Regions from separate parts of the Homo sapiens genome. Here region 1 is linked to region 2. A link is a loop called in an ENCODE intact Hi-C map of the cell type or tissue named here. Cell type or tissue: PC-9. All regions are shown on one strand. Links, peaks and the distances in the headings refer to the core of each region. The heading gives the core; the rest is flanking DNA.

Region 1 (8,755 bases), core at 294-8,293, 650 kb before region 2:
AAGGGCGGTGGATTTTGTCAAATGCTTTTTCTGCATATATTGAGATGGTCATGTTGTTTTTTCTCTTTTATTCCAATAATATGGTATATTGCATTGATTGATTTTCTTATGCTGAGCCAAATAATGGTGCCTTTCAATAAACAGTTCTTAATCTTAATATAGGTCAATTTATTAATGCTTTACTTACTTTTTTTTCTTTTTTGAGATGGAGTCTTGCTCTGTCAACCAGGCTGGAGTGCAGTGCTGTGATCTCAGCTCACTGCAACCTCCACCTCCTGGGTTCACACTATTCTCCTGCCTCAGCCTCCTGAGTAGCTGGGATTACAGTTGCCCACCACCATGCCTGGCTAATTTTTGTATTTCTAGTAGAGACAGAGTTTCACCAAGTTGGCCAGGCTGGTCTTGAACTCTTGAACTCAAGTGATCCATCCACCTCAGCCTCCCAAAGTGCTGGGATTACAGGCATAAGCCACCATGCCCAGCCAATATTTTACTTTCTTTTGTTTTTTTGTATCCTGTGAAAGAAATCTTTGTCTATCCCAAGGTCATGAAGGCATTCTCCTATATTGTCTTTTATATGTTTTCTTGTTTTACCTTTTATATTTTGATTTATAATCCATCTGGAACTGATTTTAGTGTAAAATGTTTATAGAGATTAACATAAACATTGATTTCTAATTGACCCAGCACTGTTTATTGAAAAGATCATACCTTCCCATTGCTCCGACTTGTCACTTTTGTCATAAATTGAGCATGTGTGTGTACCTCTAGACTATTCTGTTCTATTCGTCATTTGTCTAATCTTGCTCCAAATACCACATTGTCTTAATTATTGAGCTTCATAAGAAGTCTCAATATCCTCTAGTATAAGTCCTCTTATTTTCCTTCAAGATTGGCTTGGTTATTTTTGGCTCTTTGTCTTTCTATATAAATTTTACAAGCAACTTGTGAATTTACACACACACATACAATCTCCTAGAATTTTTATTGGAATTGTATTGATTCTATAGATCAATTTTGGGGGAGAAATTACATTTTTACAATATCGAGGGTCCATGTGAGTTAACCAGCAAAGAGCTTTTTCAAGCTTTATATTTTCTATGATTTTACTCAATGAGAATAAGTAAAGCTAATAATCAAAATAACAACAATAATTTTAATACCTAACATTTGTAATAGTTACTACACACTGGATTTTTGGGTTAAGTGCTGTATAGCCATTATATTATTTACTTAGAAAAATTAACTGTTAAAATTTACCAAAAATTATGAGACCTCCATGAAGAAAGCTATACATTTTGTTACAGGGTGTAAAAACAATATTTCAACTAATTGTGAGACACAGGATGTCCTTGAATGGGAAGAATTAATCATCATAAATGTCAGTGATTTCCAAATAAATATGTACCTTAAATTAATTCCAATCAGAATATCAATGGTGTTTTCCTGGGGCTATACAAAAAGTACTTAGCATTTATATTGGAGAAATTCTAAATGTTTTAGAACTGACAACAAAAATATTTAATTGTGAAAAGACAGTGGGTGGGATTCCCTTACCAGCTATTAAAACTTTCTAGAAAACTAATATAATAATTTTAAAACTGTATGACTTTAGCTTATAAATAAGTGTACAGATCAGAAGACCAGAAAGTCAAAAAAAATCTGAGTATATATTCAAATTTAATACATGATAAAGATGGCATTTTAGTTCAGTGGGAGAGAAGATGATTTATTTAATTAATACTGCTAACATAATTGGTTATTGATCTGGAAAATAACACCTCCAGCCATGAATAAAATCATTATGAATGAATTAACCCTAAATGAAAAATAAAAAAATGGAATAAATTTAGGAGAAAATGTGTATAATTTCAAGATTGGAGCATGGCATGGGTGGGGGGTATTGCTTATGCATAACAGGAAATCTAGAATCCAGAAGAGAAAAGACAAGCTTGACTATAAAAAGTTAAAACATGGCCAGGTGCAGTGACTCATGACTGTAATCCCAACACTTTGCCAGGCCAAGGTGGGAGGATCACTTGAGGACGCCAAGAGAAGCCAGGGCAACCTAGGGAGACCCTGTCTTTACAAAAAAAATTTATAAATTAGCCAGGCATGGAGGCAGAAGTGGGAGAATTGTCTGAGCCCAGGAGTTCGTGATTGGGCCACTGCACTCCAGCCTGGGCAACAGAGCAAGACCTTGTCTCAAATAAATAAATAAATAAAAAGTAATAAAAGTTAAAACACAAGAACAGATTGGGGAAAATATCTGCAACATTCTTGATTTCTGAGTTAATATCTGTAATATATAAGGAGCTCTTGGAACTGATAAGGAAAAAAACTTACCCAATAGAAATATGCAGAAAGGACGTGACTGGGCAATACATAGGAAGGGAAATGAAAATGGTCAATAAATGAAAGATCCCCAGACTCACTAGACAGGGAAATGCAATGTATTTTATAAGGTAACATGATAGCATTTCTCACAAATCATATTGGCAAGAATTAAAAAGCTTGATAGCATTCAGTGCTTATGAAGGTGTAGATGGAACAGTTCATACAGTGTTAGTGGGAGAGTGAATTGCTGTCCTTTGGATGAAGAACGCTGGCCAGAAGCTTTGGTTAAATGTCAAACATATACACCATCTAACCAAAGAAATCCACTGGTGGATGTTATACCTCAAAGGACACATATTTACGGATGCTTTTTCATTTTTCACAGCTATTGAAAATCAGGCCTTATTTCTGGGCTCTCTGCTCTGTTCCACTGGTCTAAATGTCTGTTTTTGTACCAGTACCATGCTGTTTTGATTACTGTAGCCCTGTAGTAAAATGTGAAGTCGAGTAAGGTAATGCCTCCAGCTTTGTTCTTTTTGGTTAGGATTGCCTTAGCTATTTGCGCTCTTTTTTGGTTCCATATGAATTTTTAAATAGTTTTTTCTAGATCTCTGAAGAATGTCCTTGGTAGTTTGATAGGAATAGCATTGAATAAGGCCACATACCTACAACCATCTGATCTCTGGCAAAGCTGACAAAAACAAGCAATGGGGAAAGAGCTCCCTGTTTGATAAGTGGTGCTGGGATAACTGTCTAGTCATATGCAGAAGATTGAAATTAGACCCCTTCCTTACACCATATGCAAAAATCAACTCAAGATGAATTCAAGGCTTAAATGTAAAACCCAAAACTATAAAAGCCTTGGAAGACAACCTAAGCAACACCATTCTGGATATAGGGACTGGCAAAGATTTCATGGTGAAGACACCAAAAGCAATTTCCACAAAAGCAAAAATTGACAAATGGGATCTAATAAAATGTGGGAGCTTCTGCACAGCAAAAGAAACTATCAACAAAGTAAACAGACAACCTACAGAATGGCAGAAAATATTTGCAAGGTCTAATATTCAGCATCTATAAGGAGAAAACAACCTAATTAAAGAGTGGGCAAAGAACATGAATAGACACTTTTCAAAAGAAGACATATGTGGCCAACAAGCGTAAGAAAAAAAGCTCAAGATCACTGATCATTTGAGAAATGCAAATAAAAACTGCAGTGAGATACCATCTCACACCAGTCAGAATGGCTACTATTAAAAAGTGAAAAAATAACAGATGCTGGTGAGGTTGTGGAGAAAAGGGAATGCTTATACACTGTTGATGGGAGTGTAAATTGGTTCAACCATTGTGAAAAGCAGAGTGGCGATTCCCAAAAGAGCTAAAAACAGAACCACCATTCGACCCAGCAATCCCATTACTGGGTATATACCCAAAGGAATATAAATCATTCTATTATAAAGATACATGCACATTATGTTCACTGAAGCACTATTCACAATAGCAAAAACATGGAATCAACCTAAATGCCCATCAATAGTAGACTTTATAAAGAAGATATGGTACATATACACCATGAAATACCATACAGCCATAAAAAAGAACAAGATCATGCCATTTGCAGAAACATGGATGGAGCTGGAGGCCATTATCCTTAGCAAACTAACACAGGAATAGAAAACCAAATACTGCATGTTCTCACTTATAAGTGGGAGTCCAACGATGAGAAGACATGGACACAAAAAAGAGAACAGACACTGAGGACCACCTAAGGGTGGAGGGAGGAAGGAGGAAGAAGATCAGAAAAAAATAACTATTGGGAACTACGCTTCATACTGGGGTGACAAAATAGTCTGTACGTCAAACCTCCATAACATGAGTTTACCTATATAACAAACCTGCGCATATACCCCTGAACCTAAAATAAAAGTTTTTTAAAAAGAAAATGAGTTAGATCTAGCGTATTGACTATATGAGATATCCATAACATATTAAGTTGAAAAAGCAATGTTAAAGTACTACTGTAAGCCAGGCATGGTGGCTCATGCCTGTAATCCCAATACTTTGGGAGGCTGAGGTAGGTGGATCACTTGAGGTCAGGAGTTCAAGACAGCCTGGCCAACATGGCAAAACCCCATCTGTACTAAAAATACAAAAATTAGCCGAGCGTGGTGGCACACGCCTGTAGTCCCAGTTACTCGGGAGGCTGAGGCACAAGAATCGCTTGGACCCAGGAAGCAGAGGTTGCAGTGAGCCGAGATCTCACCACTGCACTCCAGCCTGGGGGACAGAGTGAGACCCTGTCTAAACAAAATCAATAAAATCCAAGTATGAAGAAGAAGGAAAAAAGCAACCTCTATATATGCTTTATACAGGAAATGTTTTTTATGATACATGTGATTTATAATCACTGCATAAAGTGTTTCTACCTTTTAATCCATTGTTTTGGTTGCAAAGGTCACCAGTTCTCAAGCTTGGCTGCCCTTTGGAATCACCTGGGGATTTTTAAAAACGCTGATGTCTGGGCCCTACATCCAGAGATTCTGATTTAATTGTGATGGGGTACGGCCTGGACATCAGATTTTTAAAGGCTCCTCAGGTGATTTTCATGTGAAGCAAACCCTGAGGACCAGTGGCATAGATAACTGAGGTCTGAAGCCCAATTTTGGAATAGTTTGACATATGACCTGTGAAGCTATTTTTGCAATTGTCCTGTTAACCACTAGATGGCGTGTTATCCACACTACAGCATTTCGACAACCAGGGTTTTGCCGAACTCTTGGGGAGGTGAAGGACGGAGGCAAGCAGGAAGCAACCAAGGATCGAACGGAACAGACCTGGGACCAGGAATTGTGCCAGATTCGGGCCTCATCCTGCATCACGTAGTGAGCATACAGCTTTTTTTTAAGTTCTGGGGGAAAAAATTATCATCATTAAGCCTGACTTTCCTTCAAGTCAGAGAGGAGCTGCTCCTTAGTCTCTTCCTGTTTCAGTGTCTTTTCTTGGATGTGAGTTACAGAAAGTCATTCTTTGTGGAAAGGCCACACCCTCTGTTGTTTGGCTGCAAGGGTGAAATGGAAGGATGCTCTTTGGAAATCTCTTAATTAAAAGTAAATAATTGACTGTGTAGTAAACAGCCAGAGGGGCAATATTTAAACCCTATTTATAGATTCAGATTAGTGGTGGGAGTAAATAGGACAGTCAGGAGAAAACTTAAATTAAGAAGATTCCCGTCACCCTCACACACAAGAGTGTGATTTTTTTTTCTGAAAACAAATACCTCTGGGCTTCATTTTTCTCCCTTTGATCTCAAAATAAACACCAACCTCCACACTTCTTGGTCATGCACTGCTGGTTCATTAAAGAGCCATATGCTGATTTCCTGTGAGTGTTTAACACGTCATGATTAAGGGCAAAGTCAAGAAACAATTTAAGGACAATTTTTCAATAAAATTAGCTCCAAAACTAAGTGTAATTACTGTCAGTGTTTCTATTATTTGGACTTTTTCCCATCAGAATGTATAAATAGTGTTTTTAATGAATATACAAATTATATGTTTCTGAGAACCAAGAACTCTGACTCCATGAGGAGACAGATAGTGTCTGTATCCCAGGGCAGGTAATTAATGTGAAGGATTCGAGATTTCCTTTGTAGCTATTCATCTATAAAGCAGCCTGTGAGCCATGAGGCCCTGCGGACCATCCCATCAAAAATCTCAGCCAAAATTTGTATCAGTTAGGGTTCTCCGAGAACCAGAAGCAACAGGATATATCATATATGATGAAGAAGCAACTCACATGATAATGGAGGCTGAGAAGTCCCCAGATCTGCTGTTGGCAAGCTGGACACACAAGAAAGCTGATGGTATTGTTCCAGTCTTGAGGCCAAAGACCTGAGACCAGGAGAGGCAATAATGTAAGTTCCAGTTCAAGTCCAATTCCAAAGGCAAAGGACTGATGACCCAGCTCAAAGACCAGAGAGTGAAGCTGATGACCCAGCTCAAAGACCAGAGAGTGAAGCTGATGACCCAGCTCAAAGACCAGAGAGTGAAGCTGATGACCCAGCTCAAAGACCAGAGAGTGAAGCTGATGACCCAGCTCAAAGACCAGAGAGTGAAGCTGATGACCCAGCTCAAAGACCAGAGAGTGAATTTTTGCTTACTCAGCCCTTTTTTTTCTCTATTAAGGCCTTCAGTGGATTGGATGGAAATCCAATAACTTTGTCAAAGTATGTTCCACAGAATTCAAGTTCCTTGGGATGTTAATAAAGGCAATTTGGTAGAAAAGGGCTCCAATGCCAAATAAGTGTGGAAAATCCTAGGTAAAATAAACAGATATCTTTTCTGCAGACATTCTCAGAGCCTTTAATATGTCAATGTGCTTTGCAGTTATCCAAGAAGAGGTTGTATTTTGCAAAGCTTTTCAAACTTATTTAACAAAATATCTTGTTTGGCATTTAGCACCTCTCTAAATCCTGGGAAATACTGCTTTATAAAGTACTTCAAAGCAGAGATTGTGCTTTATCTGATTGTTGTACCCCAGCCTCTAGGTCAGTGCCTGCCAAACAGAGAAATTCAGTAAGCATTTGAGGGGTCTGTAAAGTGAAATAATGAATGATGAATGAAATAGCAGTAGAGATATGGCCAAGCCGTAAACGTAAATTCTACACCAGACTAGCCTGAGTCTATGTAAGGACTTCCCAGAGCACTCCCAGAGAGCCAAAAAATGCAAAATGGATGTTGAGAAGCTTAGAGTAGAACCTCGGCTCTCACCAGTATAGGAGATGCCACAGTGAGAATGGTGTAAATGGACTCTTCCTTAGTGAAGCACATGCCAACTGTGCCCTGCCCATACCCATTGCTCTGCAACTGCCAGCACCTGCATTTCCATCTGAGGTTTTCTCTTGCTGCAGAAGCCATCTCCGTTGTCCACTTGGCAGCCCCCTGAGAGCAACCCTGGATCAATGATCAACTGGAGTCGGTGTATAAATACCCCAGCTCCCTCACTGCTTAGATGGGATAACTCTAGGCATGTGTTTTACACTACACCCAGAATGCGTGTGCTGGGTAGGATGTGCTCCAGTGGCCACGTTGATAACGAGAATGGCTGGCTTCCTCCCCATTCCTGCCTCCTTCCCTAGTCCCCTGCCTGTGGGCCTTGAGATCACCTCTCATATAAACTGCTTGCCTCCTGATCCTTGACTCAGGATCAGGGGTTCTGGGGGGCCTCTGATAAAATATTGCTTATCGTTCCTATGAACTCTCTCCTGTCTTGACTCTACCTCAGCTACAGGACCTCTGAACCCCTGGAAATTTCCCCTAAATTATTTCTTGAAGTCCTAGAAGGGGAACCTCCCATGTTCCCACAGTCCTGTTTATCAGCTGCAGTCCCCCACTGCATGGCCTGTCTTCACTGGCATTCATTGGCACTAAGGAGAGACTTGGTGATGTGCCTCATACTGTGCCAGGTGCTGGGGGTGCAAGGTGAGTGAGACAGTCTTGGAGCCTGCCTTCATGAAGCTTCCAGGCTTTTTGGGAAAATAAGCACAATCCCATTATCATGCAGATCCACATGCAAGGATAATCTTTAATAAGTGCAGGCAATTAAAACCAAAGGGTGCTATGCAGTATAGCAGGGCATCTAATCCAGTGGAAGCTATAAGAGAGACTTCCCAGAGGAACTGAACTTATTGATGAGATATGAAGGATGAAGGAACTAAGTAGGTGAGGAGGTGGGGTGGGGAAGAGACCCAGGCAGAGGAAACAGCATATGCAAAGCAATGGGTACAGAAATGTGCCCCTTTGCATGCCAATAGTCCTGATAAGTGGGCATCCTGAGTTTTCTGAAGCCACCAGTGCTGTCTAAGGAGCTGCAGCAGAGGTAGGGAGGAAAGCCATCTTCCTAACTCTGTGCAAACTTTGTCCTCTGGGCCCCCAAACAGCTCTACTTATTTCCTGAGGCTCACAAATGCGCATCTTGCAAGTCAGCTTCATCTCCTCTTCTGCAAACTGCTCATCAGCCCTTCTCTCTGCAGGAGGGTTGCACTGTCCCAGCCTCTTGCAGTTGGGCTTGGCCATGTGACTTGCTTTGGCCAGTGAAACTGGAGCAGAAGTGATGAGCTCCACTTTCTAGGGGAAAAGCCTTTAAGAGCTGATACATAGGGGCTATGCTCTCTTTCCTCTTTGCCATGGCAACTGGCAGTGTTCCAGATGGGTTAGCTCTGTCTGTCCAGGACCACGATGACACATCAGCTGACCCTCAGTAATTATGTGGCATAAGCAAGAAATAAGCTTTTGTTGTTTTAAGCCACTGAGATTTGAGGGTTACTTCTGTATGTAGCATGGTCTAGTAGCCCATCCTGACTGATGAACCTGTGAAAACTGGTCCAGGAAAGCCCCACACAGACAGGATAGCATAGCAG
Region 2 (8,755 bases), core at 376-8,375:
GACTCCGTCTCAAAAAAAAAAATAAAAAAAAGTCACCTTCAGATTTTCTAGGCAGCAAACCCTTCTAACAGGGATTCTTGACAATGTGCAGACAGACGGGCTACAGGACTTGTGAACCTGGGTGATCTTCACTGCCTGAGATTTGAGCCATTCTTAGTGGGCGGCCGATGCTGTACAGGATGGGCTCCCAGCAGATGGCTTTGGGTCCTTGGGCACCCAGGTTCTGTTCCAATTCCATGGGATTGGGAGGGCGTCTCCTCGGGTCGGATTGCGGTATAATCTTCCCAGGTGACGCCAGTCACAGGACTAGGTAGGCTCTTTTTACGATCATTCCCTCATGGCTCTCAACTTGCAATAGGGGTGCTTCGATTGAGGAAATGTCTGCTGGGTCTCCATGTGTATTAGTCCGTTTTCACGCTGCTGATAAAGACATGCCTGAGACTGGATAATTTATAAAGAAAAAGAGGTTTAATAGACTCAAAGCTCCACGTGGCTGGGGAGGCCTCGGTTAATCACGGCAGAAGGTGAAAGGCATGTCTTACATGGTGGCAGACAAGAGAAAATGAGACCCAAGCGAAAGGGGAAACCCCTTATAAAACCATCAGATCTTGTGAGATTATTCACTACCACGAGAGCAATATGGGGAAAACCACCCCATGATTCAATTATGTCCAACCGGGTCCCTCCCACAACAGGTGGGAATTATGGGAGCTATAATTCAAGATGGGATTTGGGTGGGGACACAGCCACACCATATCACCGTGTGAACAACAGAAGCAGATAAAATCCGTCCCATCTAATGTAGGTATTACAACCAACTATAAGTATTGTATTTGTAAAGTAGCTTCATGAAAATCAGTCTAAATTAAATTCACATAAGCTACATAAAGAAATACTACAAGGGGGCAGGTGTGGTGGCTCACACCTGTAATCACAGCACTTTAGGAAGCTGAGGCAGGCAGATCACTTGAAGTCAGGAGTTTGAGACCAGCCTGGCCAATATGGCAAAACCCCATCTCTACTAAAAAAATACAAAAATTAGCTGGGTGTGGTGGCATGTGTCTGTAATCCCTGCTACTTGGGAGGCTGAGGTGTGAGAATCACTTGACCCTAGAAGGTGGTGGTTATGGTGAGTTGAGATTATGCCACTGCACTCTAGCCTGGGCAACAGAGAGAGACTCCATCTCAAAAAAAAAAAGAAAGAGAAGAAGAGAGAGAGAAAGAGAGAAAGAGAAAGAGAAAGAAAAAGAGAAAGAAGGAAAGAGAAAAGGGAGGAAGGAAGGAGAGAGAAAGAGAAAAGAGAAAGAAAGACCTTCCCCTGCTCCCTGAATGCTGCAGACATAAGTCGAGCAGAAGAAATCAGATTTCACAATACACGCGCTGACTTTTATCCCACCCACTTTTGCTGTGGACCAGAGCCTGGGCTGCAGAGGTGGTTTCTGGAGGCCAAGCAGCTTTGGCCTTGGCGCCTGTGCTGTGGGAAGGCCAAGCTGACTTGAGGCCTTTGCTCCCACCCCTGCAAAGCCTGGATTCTGTGTGTGCAGAGCCCCGCCGGCTTCCCAGCCCTGTGCTTCAGATGGTCCTGGGTGCGTGGGGACACTCGGTGACAGATCGGGAAGTGGGCACTGTCTCTCCTATGAAGCCGGCTTGAGAGGGGACACACAGTGTTTTGAAGACTTGGCCCGGCACATTTGGACAGGTCTTGCTGAGTGATCACTGCACAGCTCTGAGCCCCACAGGTCCTGGCTATCCACAGGCATGAAACACCAGCCCCAGCACGTCCCTGTGAGGGTGCCATGGATGTCACCCAGGACAGCACTCTTCCATCTGTAAAGGGCTCCGTTATCACATGCCTCTGCTATTGTCATACTTAATTTTCACTTTACACAGTTCACACTCAGGTGTGCAAAATTAGGGCTTGATTTTCCTAGAACTGAGTTGTATCTGTATCTGGAGCACCCATTCTGGTTGATGGCAGAAAAAGTAGTCGCGTGGATTCAGATACCTTCCAACCAACCTCACTCCAAGTAGGATTTTCTTTGGTACCTCTTTCTTCCTGGGGTCAGCTCCAAGGGCAGGGGCCTTGGTGAGGAGATGCCATCTGCTCTTGGCCCACCCTGGCTAGAGCTAACATGCACAATTGTCCTGTCATGGTCTCTGGTCTCAGGCTCCCTGGACACCTGGTGTGTGGTCCTGCTGGTGTCTGCGGATGCTTCTACCCCAAACCCCTGTCCTAACCAGGAAGTGACGTTGTGGCCGGCAAGTTCTCGCTCTCAACCTGCATCGTCTCTGTCCCTGGCCACATGGGTAAGCATCATTTTTCTGTCCCCACTGGGGACTCCTGGCTTTGCTGTGGGGCTGACCCTGCACCCTCATGCAGTCCTCTTCTGAGCTCTGGGGTTGGGGCCACTCATTCTCTGAGAACTCCGAGCTGGAATTGGAACGCACCTCTCTTCTACTCTGGGACCCCCAAACCTATTTGAAGACTTCTATGATGCCCTTCCCACCACTGCCCAAGTGAGCCTGGCATTTTAGACTTCAAAGCCAATAAAAATAGCAAAGGCATTTCTTTCTCTCTCCCTCCCTGGCACTCCATATCCTCACACTCAATGCAGAGCCAAACAGGGGTCTCACCCTCCAAGTGAGGGACAGACCCCTGAGCTCATCCTGTCAGTCCCCAGAGAGTCATGGTGCCCACGTTGCCCTCACATCCAGCCCCTCAGGCAGGGCCCTGGGCTGATTCTCACAGCCGGCCTCCAACCCCTGGTGGGGGGTGTGGAGTGTAGATGGTGTGGGGACCACCACTTCCTCCCTGGCCTCATGCACAGCTTGAAATCCCACAGCACAGAAATGTTTCCCTTTGAGGGTGGGTAACATGGACTTGTGTCCCAGGACTGGGAAGAGCTTGGGGTCTGGCTTCAGCCTGGCTCCTTACTCCAGAGAGGGCTGGGATGATCACTTTCCTTCTGGGTCGCCGGGGTTCTCGTTGGTGAAAGGTAGAGGATGAGTCAGGGTCTGTAAACTGGCAGCTTGAGGGTTCAAATTAGTCAGCAGATGAGACGTTTTAGGGCCTGGAAACTGCGGTCCCTTTCCTGGAGGGCATATCCCCACCACTCACTGGCCAGTGTCACTCATCTGCACTGTTGCTCTAGCCTGGTCAAGGCTTACACTTGTATCTTCTCATGGCAGCCCCCAAAGATGCTCACATGGGAATCCTGGGAACCTGTGAGTGTGTTACTGTATTAGTCTGTTTTCATGCTGCTGATAAAGACATACCTGGGACTGGGTAATTTATAAAGAAAAAGAAGTTTAATGGACTCAGTTCCACGTGGCTGGGAATCCTCACAATTATGGCAGAAGGCGAAATGCACGTCTTACATGGCAGCAGACAAGAGAGAAATGAGAACCAAGTGAAAGAGGTTTCCCCTTATGAAACCACTTGAGATAGTTAGTAGGTCTTGAGACCTATTAACTATCATGAGAACAGTATGGGGGAAGGTGCCCCGTGACTCAATTATCTCCCACTGGGTCCCTCTCACCACACATGGGAATTATGGGAGCTACAATTCATGATGAGATTTGGGTGGGGACACATCCAAACCGTATCAGTTACCTTACCTGGTAAAAGGGACTTCTCAGATGCGATTAAGCTAAAGATTGTGAGAGGGAGAGATTATCCTGGATCCTCTGGGTGGGCCCAGTGTGATCACAAGGGTTGTTTAAATGAGGGACACACAGAAAGGTTTGACTGCCAGAGAACCATCAGAGCGTCGCAGCGTGAGACACAGTCAGCCATTGCTGGGTTTGAAGATGAAGGAAGGGGCCATGAGCCAAGGAATGCAGGCCGCCTGTGTGGAAAGGACCAGGAAACAGATTCTCCCCTGGAGCCTCCAGAAGGAACCAGCTTGACCTCAGCCCAGCAAGACCTGTTTGAGACTTCTGACTTCCAGAACTGTATGGTAAGAAATCCTGGCAGTTTTAGGCCACCAAATTTGTGATAATTTCTTACAGTTGCAATGGGAAACGAGTACACTCCCTCTTATGTTCTCAGGTGGGTAACTTTGCCTCCTAACCCTGGACATTTGGCCATGTCTGGAGATATTTTTGGTTGTCACAGTTGGGTGAGAGGTGGTACTGACATCTAGTGGGTAGAGGCAGGAAAGCTCCCATAACAGAGTTATTCAGCCCGAAATGCTGTGCTAAGATTGATACCAGGCCTGAGCTCCGGTATGCGTCACATTTTGGACTGTGGACTGCCCTGACAGGCAAGTTCTTCCTTTAGAGGAAAAAACACCGCCTGCCGCAGTCAAGGCTCGGGGCACGGCCCAGGAGGTGCCCTGGAGAAGACTGAGACCCGGGTTGCAGCAGTGAGCCCCATTCTGGCTGGTGGGAGAAAACGGCGATCTCAGGACAGACTTGCGGAGAGCGCGGACTCCCGTAAAAAGAAGAGGCGCGGGCGCCTGCTCGCTGCCCGGCCGCTTTCCGAGGGAAATACCCACGGCGGCCACACGATGGCAGCCTTGCCCAAACCAAAGCCCGCCGGGCGCGCTCCGAGGTCCGCAGCCCCGAGTCGGTGCCCCCAGGCGGTGGACGCGGGGCCGCCCTCCCACAGAATCCAAGGGCGCTCGGCCTGGGTGGGCGTCTTTAGCTGCAGCTAGAAACTCTGCGCTTAACAGGGGAAAGAAACAGAGCCGCACGGACTGCACGCTCCTGCCTGCTCGTCCGCCTCGATGTAAACAGCTCATCTGTGCCAACGTGGAACTACGTTCTCCCCATCCCCACGTTTCAGTGCTGTGACAAGACAGATAACACAGCTGAGATTTATTCTTCAAAGGGGCTCGCGTGTCTTTTCTTCTTCTTTTTTTTTGACTGAGTCTCGCTCGCTCTGTCGCCCAGGCTGGAGTGCAGTGGCGATCTCGGCTCACTGCAGCCTCTGCCTCCCGGGTTCAAGCGATTCTCCTGCCTCAGCCTCCAAGCAGCTGGGACTACAGGCGTCCGCCACCACGCCCAGCTAATTTCTGTATTTTTAGTAGAAACGGGGTTTCACCATGTTGGCCAGGCTGGTCTCGAACTCGCGACCTCATGTGATCCGCCCACCTCGGTCTCCCAAAGTGCTGGGATTACGAAAAAAAAAATGTCTAGCTTTCATTGTAAGTCCAGGAGTGCAGACCCCAGATTTCCCTAATTACTTCATTAACCCCATAGACTTGCAAATAAATAAATACATACGTAAACAATTCAACTAACCCACTGCAATGCACCCTGCCTCCCTTCACCACAGGTTGAAAGTGGGGGGCCTTGAGACTCACGTATTCCTTGGGATTCCCCACCCGGGCACAAAAGCTGGGGGGTGCAGTGGGGGCCGCCCACTTTCTCCCTCTTAGCCTCTCTGGCCCTTGGGCATTCTATAGAAAACACGGGGGCCATGGGCCAAGAGGCACCCCCCGATCCAGCTGTGATCTGGACTCCCTTCTGTTCTGTGTCATCAATTTGGCCCCATTTTCATCTGTAGTTTTTTTGATGTGTTATTTGGCTTCTTTTCAGCAGCAGCAGCAGCAGCAGCCAAAATACTCTGGGGCCAGTGTGCTTCGTTTATAAAATGGGGACAGTGTCTCTCTGGAAGGATTCGCTGGGAAGATGAAGGTAAATGTGCAGCGTCCCAGGGATGCCAAGTTCACAGTGGCCCTGGCTTGCAACGATGAGAATGGAACTGGGGGTGAGAAGAGGGAAGAGAGGGAACAAGGAGGTGGAACATCCAACAGAACGTGCTGGGGCCGGGCGCCCCTACCTGCCCCCAGGGAGGTTGAACTGAGATAGCTGGGAGCTGGGGGAGGCAGACCTGGTACTTGAATTGGGGTGGGAGGGATGGAAGATGCCCTTCTAGCCCAAGAAGCCCTCCCCCTAGTTAAACCAAGCTGGGACTGGTTAACAGAGGTGCCCAAGATCCTCCCAGCCACAGGGTGCCCCATCCTCCGGGGACTACCGACTTAAGGATAGCATGCTCTCAGCTTATAGAAGTTCTAATTACTGTTTTAAAACTGGTTCATGCACTTTGGGAGGCTGAGGTGGGAGGATTGCTTGAGCTCAGGATTTCAATACCAGCCTGGGCAACATAGTGAGATACCATCTCTACAAAAAATGAAAACATTAGCTGACCATGGTGGCACATCCCTGTAACCCCAGCTACTTGGGAGGCTAAGATGGGAGGATTGCTTGAGGCCACAAGTTTGAGGCTGCAGTCAGCTGTGATCCCACCTTAGTACTCCAGCCTGGGCCACAGAGCGAGACCCTGTCTCAACACACAAACAAACAAAAACAAAACAAAACAAAACACTGGTTCATGCAGTCATCCTTCCCATGCACACTGGTGGCTTCCATGGGCCAAGTGCTGTGCTGAGGACTGGTACAGACGCGTGGGTATGGCAGAAAATTATCCTTCTACAGCCCTTGGCTCCCAAGGACCAGATGCAGGTGCAGCCAGCGAGATGAATACAGGAGGGGACTTCCGAGGAGGGGCAGGTGGGGTCCACTTGTGGATATTTATGCTGGATTGTAAGCTCCCTGAAGTCAGGGTCAGGGCTCACAGCGCCCTCAGTATTGATGCAATCAGCGCCGTGTGAGTGTCAGCTGAAAGTCTGAAGAGCTAGAAAGAATCTCCAGGAGAACTTGGACTCTGCCACATCTGGTGGCATTCCTGCTGCTGTGGTGTCCTGCATGAAGAAACCCTGAAGTTCATGGGCTCGGCACACACCTGGGTTAGCATCCTAGCCTGAGGTCCAGGTGACAGCTGTGTAGGGCGTGCAGTGGCAGAGCTGGGTGTCCCAGGCAGCTGGGAGGCCCTGGAGTGGGAACAGGGACCCTTGCCTTTAATTAGTCATATCTTGCTATATTTCCACACACTGCCCAAGTACTACACCACTAACAATGCTATTATTGGTGTATATACAGCTAGACTTTGCTTTAAAAGTGAAGCATTTTATTCTATACTAGAAATCATACCGCACATGCAGTTTAATTCCTGTTTTTTTAAAAATGTGAGAACTACCTATTTCACCCCAGTGTTTTAACCATCATCTTTTTTTTTTAATAGAGACAGTCTTGAACTCCTGGGTTCAAGTGATCTTCCCGCCTTAGCATTCCTAAGTGCTGGGATTAGAGGCGTGAGTCACCCCACCTGGCCCGTCATACTTTAAGTCTGCCTAAGATCTCATCACATAGCTGCACCACGGTGGACACCACCGCTTTCCTCCTCTTGAATGTTTAGGGTCCTTCCTGTTTCATGCTGTTATAAAGAACGATCTAGGCTGGATACGGTGGCTCACGCCTGTAATCCTAGCACTTTGGGAGGCCAGGACAGGTGGATTGACTGAGCTGAGGAGTTTGAGACCACCCTGGGCAACATGGTGAAACTCCGTCTCTACTAAAATACAAAAAAAAATTAGCCAGGTGTGGTGACATGCACCTGTAGTCCCAGCTACTCGGGAGGCTGAATTGCTTGAACCCAGGAGGTGAAGGTTGCAGTGAGCCGAGAGCTCTTACCCAAAGGAATAAAACCAAAGAGGGTACAGGAAATATTTTTTGTTAGGGGAGGATTTCTGATACCCTAGTTTGATAGTGAAACTGTTTTGATAGCGGAAGAACTAGTGGCATTGTGGTGGGGGGATGCGGACCGGGCTGTAATCCCGCAGCACGCTGGCCGCATTTGGAGTGGGTTGCACGTGCCTCCTGCTCCTAGGGCCCTCTGCCTTCCCTCCCCTGCATATCAGAACACAGGGGAGGTGCAGGCATGCCTGGCAGAATGCATGTGGCAGAATAACGAGCATGGTGATTGCTAGTGTTCCGGTGTGACCAGGTAGCTCTGATTCCCCAGAGTGAGTCTGAGGACCCTGCTTTGGATGTGAGATGATTTTGAGGGCTGTGCGGATGGCTGTTATTAAGTTTAATAGTTCTCTGTTGATCCTGAAGTTAATTTTTATTTGAGGCAAGTGGTACTCCTTTTGATTGACAGTTGCCCTATGAAGTTGATATTTACATACTGTTTGCAAGTATAATAATGAGTTGACTTAAGAAAATAAGTAAACAAAAATACAAGTGGCAAAATCGTGAGGATGACATGGAAATGAATATGTTTGTTAAACCACTAAAAAGGCTGGGAAGAAGTCTCCTAAATGGAGAGCAATGAACCGACCAGCACCTGGGGCAGGGCGGGGAGGCAGGGCGGCGCCTTGGTAAAACTTCCTCAGGGATTTTTCATCCTTCCTGTGTTTTCTCCTCCTCCTCTCTCAGGTTTGTGATCATCCTCTCTCCTCACTTCCTGTACAACAAAGAGAAAACACAGAACTGGGAGTCTGGTTAAGTGGCAGAACACAGCTGGAATGTTGATGTGGCTTTGTGTTCACAGCAGGTGACCTTGGGTGGGAAGTTTGACTCTCTGAGCCTCAGTCTCCTCACCTGTGAAAAGGGGATGATGATATCCTAGTCCTGGTGTTGCTAGGTGGTGCAATAAGCTGATGTAGGTGGAGGCGTCTCAGCTGTAAGGTGGAGCAGCTGTTCCACAGTGCAGATCAGAGGGCAGTCCATCCAGCAGGTGTCATCTGCCTCCTGCATTCATTTTCTCCACTTCCAGAATAGCCCGATTTTTGCCTGAAATCCCTCTCTGCCTCTTACCTGGTGGTTAGAATAAGGCAGGTGACCCAGGCCTAAGCCAGTCAGAGCATAGGATTCTCCTGGGTCACGCAGGGTGGCAAGTTGGCTT

Evidence for each region. Hi-C counts contacts between places; a loop is a spot of excess contacts. Peaks named below come from ENCODE experiments on the same cell type or tissue, not always from the same donor. Only the 100,000 strongest peaks of a DNase experiment are listed, where the experiment ranks them.
Region 1: a loop joins it to region 2, with 12 times the contacts of the local background. A loop is called at or near these places in 5 of 110 quality-filtered maps.

The regions. Positions count from the first base shown.
Region 1 is chr15:99,073,205-99,081,959 of GRCh38, reverse strand. No RefSeq gene overlaps it. Among named protein-coding and RNA genes, the nearest start is that of SYNM, 27 kb to the left of the region's middle. RefSeq lists an enhancer at 8,698-8,755. In PC-9, for the core only: CTCF peaks have their summits at 4,856 and 5,056 (motif pointing right); a DNase peak (open chromatin) is centred at 5,099; H3K4me3 peaks cover 374 bases.
Region 2 is chr15:98,424,290-98,433,044 of GRCh38, reverse strand. No RefSeq gene overlaps it. Among named protein-coding and RNA genes, the nearest start is that of LINC02351, 7.7 kb to the right of the region's middle. RefSeq lists silencers at 4,371-4,665, 4,391-4,685. In PC-9, for the core only: CTCF peaks have their summits at 4,350 and 4,553; no DNase peak of the experiment used is centred there; H3K4me3 peaks cover 754 bases; H3K27me3 peaks cover 3,181 bases.